Regions from separate parts of the Homo sapiens genome. Here region 2 is linked to region 1. Evidence: chromatin contacts called from ENCODE Hi-C or POLR2A ChIA-PET data. All regions are on one chromosome and are shown on one strand. The core of a region is the stretch at or near the end of the contact, and the rest is flanking DNA. Distances in the headings are between cores, read along the strand shown.

What was found. A loop is a pair of places that touch in the nucleus more often than their neighbours do. ChIA-PET counts read pairs that join two places held with the same protein, here RNA polymerase II (POLR2A). Pooled maps may share reads with other maps.
Region 2: a loop to region 1 is called in a pooled map, with 1.8 times the contacts of the local background. The contact joins two enhancer-like sites. A Hi-C loop is called at or near these places in 1 of 50 pooled maps. POLR2A ChIA-PET finds 5 or more read pairs at or near these places in 3 of 52 experiments (A673, WTC11 and activated T-cell).

Annotation. Positions count from the first base shown.
Region 1 is chr4:26,286,547-26,291,557 of GRCh38, reverse strand. LOC105374542 (a long non-coding RNA gene) reads left to right here. Exons shown (of 2, transcript XR_925508.3): 2 at 3,109-3,405. It also overlaps a transcript of RBPJ not described here. Among named protein-coding and RNA genes, the nearest start is that of RBPJ, 32 kb to the left of the region's middle. RefSeq lists a silencer at 2,644-2,693 and an enhancer at 2,864-2,913. Within about 2 kb of position 2,782, at least 8 of the 41 ENCODE cell types and tissues checked have a DNase peak (open chromatin) inside an H3K27ac peak, as active enhancers do.
Region 2 is chr4:26,369,919-26,374,929 of GRCh38, reverse strand. The region is part of intron 1 of RBPJ (recombination signal binding protein for immunoglobulin kappa J region); the gene reads right to left. Among named protein-coding and RNA genes, the nearest start is that of RBPJ, 51 kb to the right of the region's middle. RefSeq lists enhancers at 1,835-1,884, 2,060-2,560 and a silencer at 1,969-2,263. Within about 2 kb of position 2,114, at least 5 of the 41 ENCODE cell types and tissues checked have a DNase peak (open chromatin) inside an H3K27ac peak, as active enhancers do.

The DNA.
Region 1 (5,011 bases), core at 1,533-4,032:
TCACTCATTTCCTTTGCTTAGAAGGACCTTCCCCACCTTTTCTTATTAGTGAGTATTTATTCTACAACTCCCCAGAATAGATTTCCCACATGACAATTTGATGTCTTGATTTTCTGCCCTTGCTCTGAAGCTTGTACAATTGTTAAGACTGTTCTTGGACTCTAAATGACAACTTTGTGATAACATCCTTCAGTACTTTCCCAAATTTTGAAGTTTTCTCTATGCCATGAAAATTAATATTTGTATTTCTGTTGGATGCAAAAAGTTATACTGAACAATATCCTGTTGTGAATAGACCTCAATGATGCAGATGTTAACCCATAACCCAGAAGAGAATCTTAATATACTAGTCATTCCAACAAGTGGCTTCTCCCCCTACTCGCCTCTTTCTCTGGACTCTGGATTGTTCCACAAAGATTAACACTCATTTTCTCTGCTTTTTTTCCATGCACATTAATTTTGTCTTTCTGCAACACTTCTGAAGCAGGTATTATAGAAATATGGGTAATAAACAGAGAGCAAAGCCTTCTAAGTGAATACCTATTTGCTCACAGCCAGTAAACAGCATTCAAGGGGAATGCTTTCTATTTTTTAAAATGAAGGATTATTTACTTTAGCATATCTGCTTTCTTAGAGGAAGACCAGCTGGTTTAAGAAATAAATAAAGGCTATTAATCTTTATGTATTTCATTTACGATTCTCTTCTCGAAGGAGGAGACCCATTAATAGAAACCTTTATAAGTACTGTAATATTAAATAAAAGTGCACTAAGTTATCTACTTTTAGAGGAATATTTAGGGTGTAATTTTCAGCCAACTGGAGAGAACCTAACAAAACTCGAGTGCTTAAAAGAAGGCATGTTATCGCTGAAGTTAAACTTGATTTCTTTTATGGCAGAACTGGACAGCTGCTCACACCTGCCTTAACTTTTCTTTTTTCTTCAGCCTAAAGTTATCTATTCCAGGATTCTATGTCATATGGTATAAAGCTTTGGTTTCAATCAGTCACTAACATAGAAGCTTGGATATATTTGGAATTCCTTTTGGGGGAAAAAATTGGCCAAAGCTTTTGATAGCTTTGCTTCTCACACCCAGGCCAAACTGGGCTGGCTCTCTACTGGGACAAGAATGCATATTGGCATCTCATCCTTAAAGCCACAGAGTCACAGCATATTGGTCCAAAAAGGGTTATTACAGCTCATGCGGTCTAACTTTTTTTACTTTTTTTTTTTTTTTTTTTTAGACAGGGTCTCGTTCTGTGGTGCAATCATAGCTCACTGCAGCCTCAAACTCCTGAGCTCAAGTGAACCTCCTGTCACAGTCTTCCAAGTAGCTAGGACTACAGGCATGTACCACCATGCCCAGCTAAGTTTTTTAAGTCACATGTAGAGATGGGAGGTGGGGTCTCGCTGTTTTGCCTAGGCTGGTTTCGAACTCCTGGCCTCAAGCAACCCTCCCACCATGTCCTCCCAAAGTCCTGGGATTTCAGACATGAGTCACCATGCCCAGCCTAACTTATTTATTTTATATTTTTCTTTAACTTTATATTGGCATTCCTTGCTCTCTTTTAGCAAAGTCCTTAATTAATTGACAATATAGAATATTTATATTACAGGTAGGTACCTGTTACAAGATGCCAAGACAAATTAACAAGATTTAGCAGGTCATTCAAGCACTCTCACAACTCTGATACTTGAGAGACAGTCCACCAGACAGATCAACCTTCAATTCCTGTATATTCTCCAAGTTCTATGCCTTAATTTGGTAAAGACATTAGAGAGAAAGGTACCTGGGCCACCTTTCCTCAGCTTCTTCCTCAAATATATTAACCAACTTACAGGTGAGGTGTGTCCTCTGTTTACATTCAGGGTTAATATGAGTACATCTTTTGCAAGCGTGTGATTGAAGATACTGACCACAATGTTAAGCGGTATTAACTCTACACAACTCCACGTGATAAAGTCCTTCTTGAATTTAGCTTCAGGCAATGATAGCATGCATGCTCACTCTTGTCAGAAAGTGAAATCTCTGCAGCCTATCACGCTTCTCTTTTCACCTCTGCTGCCAGAAAGATCTGAACCAAATTTATTGCCAAGTGTTGTAATATGATCATTTCTGGTGCCTAGAATTATTTACTCCTTTTTCTTTTTCTTTTTTTTTTTTTTTTTTTTTTTGAGACCAAGTCTCACTCTGTCGCTGAGGCTGGAGTGCAGTGGTTTGACCTGCATACCACTCTCAGGTTCAAGTGGTTCTCCCACCTCAGCCTCCCAAGTAGCTGGGATCACAGGCACCTGCCACTGTGCCCAGCTAATTTTTGTATTTTTAGTAGAGATGGGGTTTCACTATGTTGGCCAGGCTGGTCTTGAACTCCTGACCTCTAGTGATCTGTCCACCTCGGCCTCCCAAAGTGCTGGGATTACAGGCATGAGCCACCAGGCCCAGCCCTACTCCTCTTTCTTTCTTAAACATTTTATTTGTAAACTGCTTCAAGTAATTTTGGAAGTATGTAAGTTAAACATAAAAAAATTTAATAAAATAGGTAAAAACAATTGGTAGGAAGTAAGGAATAGTCAATCTTCCTAATGAAACTTTTCTGTGCAAAGGCCTTCATGCCAAGTTTCTCATTTGAAGGATGGTGAAAAGGCCTTATGCTTTGTGCTGGGCTTAATCCCCAGCTATACAACTTACTTGTTAAATAACTGTACAAAAGTGACCTCGCTTCCATTTCCTCATTTTTAAGTGGGGATATTAATGCTGTTGTTCCACTGGGGGGTTGTGACAACCCAATGAGAAAACATGGGGAAATACTTTCTAAACAGTGAGTCACTCTAGAAATGTTGGTTGTTATAACTTCCCTGTCTTGCAGGGCTGAGCCACTCTAGTTTAAAGAATACGTGTTTGTGAGGGCTTTTAAAATAAACTCACAAATAAATTTGCAAGTTCTTTGATACTCCTTTCAAGAAGTGGAGCCTAATTCTTCTCTCCTAGGGTGTGGTCTGTAGTCAGTAACTGAGTTTTAGCGAATTCAATGTGGCAGCAGTGACAATGTGCAACCCGTGAGAATAAGTCATTACATGCATTGTGGCTTCCTCCTTGCTCTTGCTCTTAGATCACTCATTGCAGAAGAAGCCAACTGCCATGCCAGAGGGGCACTCAAACAGCTCTGCAAGGAAGTCCCTGTGATAAGCAACTGAAGACTCTGCCATCGGCCATGAGAGCGCCACCTTGGAAACAGATTCTTCAGCCTTAGTCAAATTTTCAGAAGACTGTATGTCCAGCCAACTTCTTGACTACAATCCCTTTATAGATCCCAAGCTAGAACCTCCCAGCTAAGCCACTCCTGGATTCCTGACCCTGAGAAACTCTGTGAGAGAATAAATGTTTATTCTTGCCTTAAGCTCCTAAATTTGGAGGTAATTTGTTACTCAGTGATATGTAATTAAAAATGTCTGTAGTTATCTACCCATCCTTTTGGAGAGCACTACTGAGGACTAATATCAGACTTTATACTCTTCCCAGATGTTATCATTGAAGGATATTCAAGTACTCAAATATCTTAGGATCATTGAGTGGGAAATCACCTCAGAGTCATGTGCAGTTTCCTCATTTTGCAGATGCAAATGCAGAGAAGCAGAGAGAGTTCAATGAGATGCTCAAAGACATTTAAATAAATGACAAAATTAGGCCTAGACCCTTCCCTGGTCTTCTTCTATTGGAGTTCTTCTTTCTCCTTCTTTCTCTTTCCCTCCCTCCCTCCCTTCCTTCCTTCCATCTTGCCTGCCTGCCTGCGTTCTTCTGTCCTGCCTTCCTGCCTTCCTCCCTCCCTTTCTCGTTTTCTTCTTTCTTTCTCTTTCTTTTCTTCCCTCCTTTCCTTCCTTTCCTTTCTTTTCTTTTCTTCTCTTTTCTTCTCTTCTCTGCTCCTCCCCTCCCCTCCCCTCCCCTCCCCTCCCCTCCCCTCCCCTCCCCTCTCCTCTCCTGTCCTTTCCTTTCCTTTCCTTTCCTTTCCGAGGCAAGGTCTCACTTTGTCAGCCAAGCTGGACTGCAGCAGCATGATTACAACTTACTGTAGCCTCCATCTCCCTGACTCAAGCGATCTTCCCACTCGAGCCTTCTGAGTAACTGGGACTACAGGAGCATGCCACCATGTCTGGCTAATTGTTATTATATTTTTTACTTTTTTTGCTAGAGATGGGGTCTCGCTATGCTGCCCAGGCTGGTCTCAAACTCCTGGCTTCAAGTGATTCTCTTACCTTGGCCTCTTAAAGTGCTGGGATTACAGGCACGAACCACTGTGCCCAATCTTTTCTCTCTTTCTTCTTTTTCCAATGACCTAAAATACTCCTTTATTTTTGAGCACAGATCTCAGAACAGTGACATGGTTTAAAATCAATACTCTCTTTTTACCGTAGCATGCTAGCTCTTTCCTTTGTCTTTTTCACCTGAAAATGTGCCAACCTAAAGCTTTTAGTTTAGGCCAGGTGCGGCGGCTCACGCCTGTAATCCCAGCACTTTGGGAGGCCGAGGTGGGCGGATCACCTGAGGTGAGGAGTTCGAGACCAGCCTGGACAACATGGAGAAACCCCGTCTATATGAAAAATACAAAAATTAGCCAGGCGTGGTGGTGCATCCCCGTGATCCCAGCTACTTGGGAAGCTGAAGCAGGAGAATGGCTTGAACCCAGGAGGCGGAGGCTGCAGTGAACAGAGATAGTGGCCACTGCACTCCAGCCTGGGTGACGGAGGGAGGCTCCGACCAAAAAAAAAAAAAAAAGAGGTTTTACTTTACAACATCATTTTACAAAAGAAAGGGTGCCCCTCAGATAAAGAAATTGCACATAATTAATATATATTGACATGAACACCTGCTGTTTGTAAGATGCTGTATGGAATCAAAAAATTTAAGCCTAAATTCTGGTCCTGAAGTTCCCCCAATCTGGTAAGAATGGGATGTTCTATGTGCAGTCAGAACAATGAATTATAGGATATTGAAGGACAGAGAGATCACATGTGAGA
Region 2 (5,011 bases), core at 865-3,364, 84 kb before region 1:
GGTAAATTCAGTTCAAAATGTTAACTAGATTATAATGTTCATGATTTTCCACGTACTCTGTTAACTAGATTATAATGTTCATGATTTTCCACGTACTCTGCATTAGGACAGAATTTAATTGCATTTCAATTATGGACACTATGTTGTGAAAAGAGTGCCAGGGGCCGGGCACACTGGCTCACGCCTGTAATCCCAGCACTTTGGGAGGCAGGTGGATCACTAGGTCAAGGGATCAACACCATCCTGGCCAACATGGTGAAACCTTGTCTCTACTAAAAATACAAAAATTAGCTGGGCATGGTGGTGCGCACCTGTAGTCCCAGCTACTCGGGAGGCTGAGGCAGGAGAATTGCTTGAACCCTGGGGGATGGAGGTTGCAGTGAGCCGAAATGGTGCCACTGCACTCCAGCCTGGTGACAGAGCGAGATTCCATCTCGAAAAAAAAAAAAAGAAAAGGGTGACCGGATATGAATTTTTATGACAGAATTGTAAAGTGCACTAACTGACCTAAAACCTTCTATGATATAGCACTGATTTAGTGTGAGTGAGGGAGGCAACAAAAAATCTGAAAGGAAACTTTCTTTCATTACCTTCCCAAACCTTCAGTACTGACTAAATTTTGCAAGGGTAAAGAGTAAATTTTTCCTTGATTACTAGAAGTAAGAAAATGTTTTCTAAAGCTGTAAACATGGCAGAGCATGGTGGCTCACGCCTGTAGTCCTAACACTTTGGAAGGCCGAGGCGAGTGGATCACCTGAGGTCAGGAGTTTGAGACCAGCCTGGCCAACATGATGAAACTCCGTCTCTACTAAAAATACAAAAATTAGCTGGACATGGTGGTGTGCGCCTGTAAGCCGGTGGCGGGCACCTGTAAGCCCAGCTACTCAGTAGGCTGAGGCAGGAGAAACGCTTGAACCCAGGAGGCGGAGGCTGCAGTGAGCCAAGATCGTGCCACTGCACTCCAGCCTGGGTGACAGAGCAAGACTCCATCTCCAAAAAAAAAAAAAAAAAAAAGTAAAAAATAAAGCTGTAAACACAAAATTCAGGAAATCTAAAGACATCTGTTATGGGTGCCACACCTTGACTACATACATACACACATAAAGACACTTGTGTGTGCACATATATGTATGTCATAAATCTGATGCTGAAACAATTTCTCTTGCATTTTTCCTGCACAAGAGCACTATGTTACAATTGCAGTAGGGACTGTGACAGTCTTCTGAATGTACGGCTTACACTATCAATCAGAATTCTGCAAAGAACGCTTTTTTTCTAAATTGAAAAAGAACATGAATCTACATAGAGTTCCATTTAATGAAGAGGTTTTGTGTTCTTTTTTCTGTTGGTAGAAATTACACAGACACAGTACCAGTCCAGCCTCCATCAAACCATGTTTGGCCAATTTCTTAGCAGCCAAGCCTTTGACACACAGTTTGGTATTTTCATGTACTTGAATCCAGCAGTGCATCTTTCCTTTTCAATAACAGAGACCAGAGCATTTATGGAGCCCTTCAGAATAAGGCCTAATGCACAAAGGAAAGACCATCAGTCAGGTTTATAAGGGGTTAAGCTACTTCAGAGAAGCCTGCCCCTAAGGAAAAAATTAAAGATGACAATTGCCACTTTTAAACACATATAAAATAGGACATTGTAGATATTCTACACGAGTTTAAAAATAATGCAATAAACTAAAATAAAATGATGGGAATCAAAATTCCTATGTTCAGAATGGGGGAGAAGAGATTTCCAAAACATTTTATGTAACACCATTACATGAAAAAGGAAATGCCTTTTTTGCTTGAGTGTTAATACAAAGCAATACATTTCTTCTTTTGAATTGTAACTTACATTATAATGATCAAACCTACATTTGTGGTAAAAATGAAAACCACTTTGAAGAAGCGGTCTTAACCACAATACAAAGCTTACTGGCTTTCTGCCAACGTGTATCTGAGCCATTAAGCTGTCACGTTGCCTTCCTGCATTGCTAGGACCAAAAGAGCAGGCCCACCAGCTAGTATCTGCTCACTCAAGCCTCACAGGAGGCCATGAGGCTCTGAAAGGGAAAAAAACAGCACAGGAGCACAAGGCTTGATGGTGCAAGATCTAACTGCAAGCTGCTTTGCCTTGGGTAATACTACAAGCTCATTAATGCTTCTACAAACATCTGACAATGTTTGCCTTTGGAAAGGTTTGGAATTGAGACTGGCCAGATCACCAAGCACTGATTAAAGTACACATCATCAGTAACTTATGGAAACACTAGTATAGGAGGGAAAGCCTTGAGAGAGTGAGTCGGGGTGGCAATGCAGAAGACAAGAACAAGGCCCCTAGGAAGTGGACACGATTTTCAGAGTTTTGAGTCATTCATGTTATGTATTTACTTGATACTTTGCTATGCTATGTATGAACTCAAATTGTACAAGCTGCAAAGGTGTTGTGTTACAGTTAATTTACTAGTTAACTGTCTAGTCAATCGCCCTACGTCAAATTGCTTAATTAAGAAACAAGAGACTAGTTTTTCTTTAAAGATGAGCTCCACTGTAGCTATTTAATTCTTAATATTCCTCCTCTCACCAACTTCTGCACAGGCATGTTTCCTAAAGTCATGTGGTGTCTCTACTGTCTACAGCACTAGTATTACTGATCTCCTCCCTCATCTTGCCTTCCACCACAGGCAGTTCACTAACAAATTCCATCAACTGGATTTCCAAATTATCTTCTCTATCTCCATTCTCTAAATCTGTAAGATTAGATGAAGTCTCATTGCCACTTATACCTGTAGCTTCCTCAACTGGCTTCATATAGCAAAGTAAACGAGACAGCAATAGACAAAATACATCTCCTTATGTGTATTCTCATTTAAGTATCATTAACAATCCTGAGAGGCAGCATTATTTCTAATTTAAAAAGGAAAAACGAAGGTCGGAAAGCCACAAGGTGAGGGTTTCCCTCATTCCTGACTCTACAATGATCAACAAAGGTTAAAGATAATGAGCCCCACATATAAAACAAATAAGGAAGCCATATTCTGTTCCATAAACTACTTATATTCTTTGCCTTTCCAAAATAATGACTTTATCCCAATTCACTGATAACATTTATTCTCTTTTCCCAGTAAACAAACCACCTATCATTATTTAATGTTTCAAAGAAATCACTTCTTAACCTGTAATTGATTTCTCAGCAAACCAAAACTGTTGAATCCCAAGGATGAAATACTGTAATATTCCAATTTGAGAATATGAAGCAATAGCATAAGGTGAAATAAACCAGGGAAATCTGTGTTAACAGCTGTAGAGATCACTCAAATTCAGACTCCTAAAGAATTATAACTAAGTAACCTAGCAATGAAGAAAATGTCATACCACTGTATTTGTGCTGAGAAAAAAAAATGCCAACTAGTTTCCACAATAAACTGGAAATGCACACTCAATATTTTAGGCTATAACTTTTAATCCTGGGCAGTATTTTTTCTTAATAGCATACATGCCCATTAGAGAAATATGGCCAAAGTTATAAGCTTGTATTATTCACGTTCAAGATGACTCATGTGTGTACAATATTGAGTTCTCAAATACAAATCTGTATGCAGTAGGTGCTCACTATATGAATAAACTGTAATAGCAAGTCATCTGTTAAAACACATGCAACCAAAACAAAAAGATTATTATGGAATTTTATCTATTAAACTACATTATTATTTAGATCAATTACAATTTAACATGATTAAAGCACAGTTAAATGATGATTTAAAAAAACTGATCTGTAATGTTTAAGTTAATTTCCACGATGGAGAAAAAAATTGTAAGTTGACATTAACTTTTCAATTTTTTTTTTTTTTTTTGAGATGGAGTCTCGCTCTGTCGCCCAGGCTGGAGTGCAGTGGCGCAATCTCGGCTCACTGCCAGCTCTGTCTCCCAGGTTCACACCATTCTCCTGTCTCAGCCTCCAGAGTAGCTGGGACTACAGGCGTCCGCCACCACGCCCGGCTAATTTTTTGTATTTTTAGTGGAGACGGGGTTTAACTGTGTTAGCAAGGATTGTCTCGATCTCCTTATCTCGTGATCTGCCGGCCTCGGTCTCCCAAAGTGCTGGGATTACAGGCGTGAGCCAGTGTACCCAGACCCTAACTTTTCAAATTTTACAATGGAGAGAAAAGGGAACTATTTTACCAAATTCAGGTAGCTAAAACTGATAGAACTATCTTTCCTATGGAGAATGCCCTACAAAGATACAACACTATAGCTTACTGTTATTACTTGCTCCACAAGCAATGTTCTTTAATGAAGCATGGTGCCACTTCAAGGAAGTGATAATCCACATTTTTGAAAGATTCTATAAAGAAGTGGTATCAAGATCTAAATGGGAGTCTCTCAATACACCTTACAAATTCCCTGATGTAGTTTTGTTGAGTCTAAAACTAATTGATTGGAAAATGTGATACACCATGTTCAGATCTCCAGCAATTACACCCAGGCAATTCTTTACTATAGTAACAATAATATACCACTGTGTTTAAGAAAATAATGACATTATTAAACATAATGTTATTAGTTAACAAATTGATTACCTGTGCTTTTAAAATGTTAGGAGCTCAGGATATAAAGAAGAATTTCAGATTGAAAAGAAAACCTTAATTCTAAGTAAAAATTTGAACTTTGGAACAAAAATCAAGTTGAAAGGGAGTCATTCTAACTGTTAATTTTTCCTATTATTTATCAATGTTTTGGTTTGGTTCTAGCATTTCTCCAAAATTAAAACCACTGGTCCAGTTATTATATTTGACAAGGCCTTTATTCTGAAAACTACTACTCATCCTGGATCAGCTCTCTCCTTTTTGGACAATCTCCTAAGATCTAAGATTTATGCTATTCCCAGCATCCTCCTGACTTGATCCTTGTTGGTCAGATAACTTCTCACTTGACCTGCCCAGTTCGCTGACTCAAAAGCAATGTTCACATACTATTCTTTTACAGGCAGAATGTACAGCAAACTCTTTGGTTTG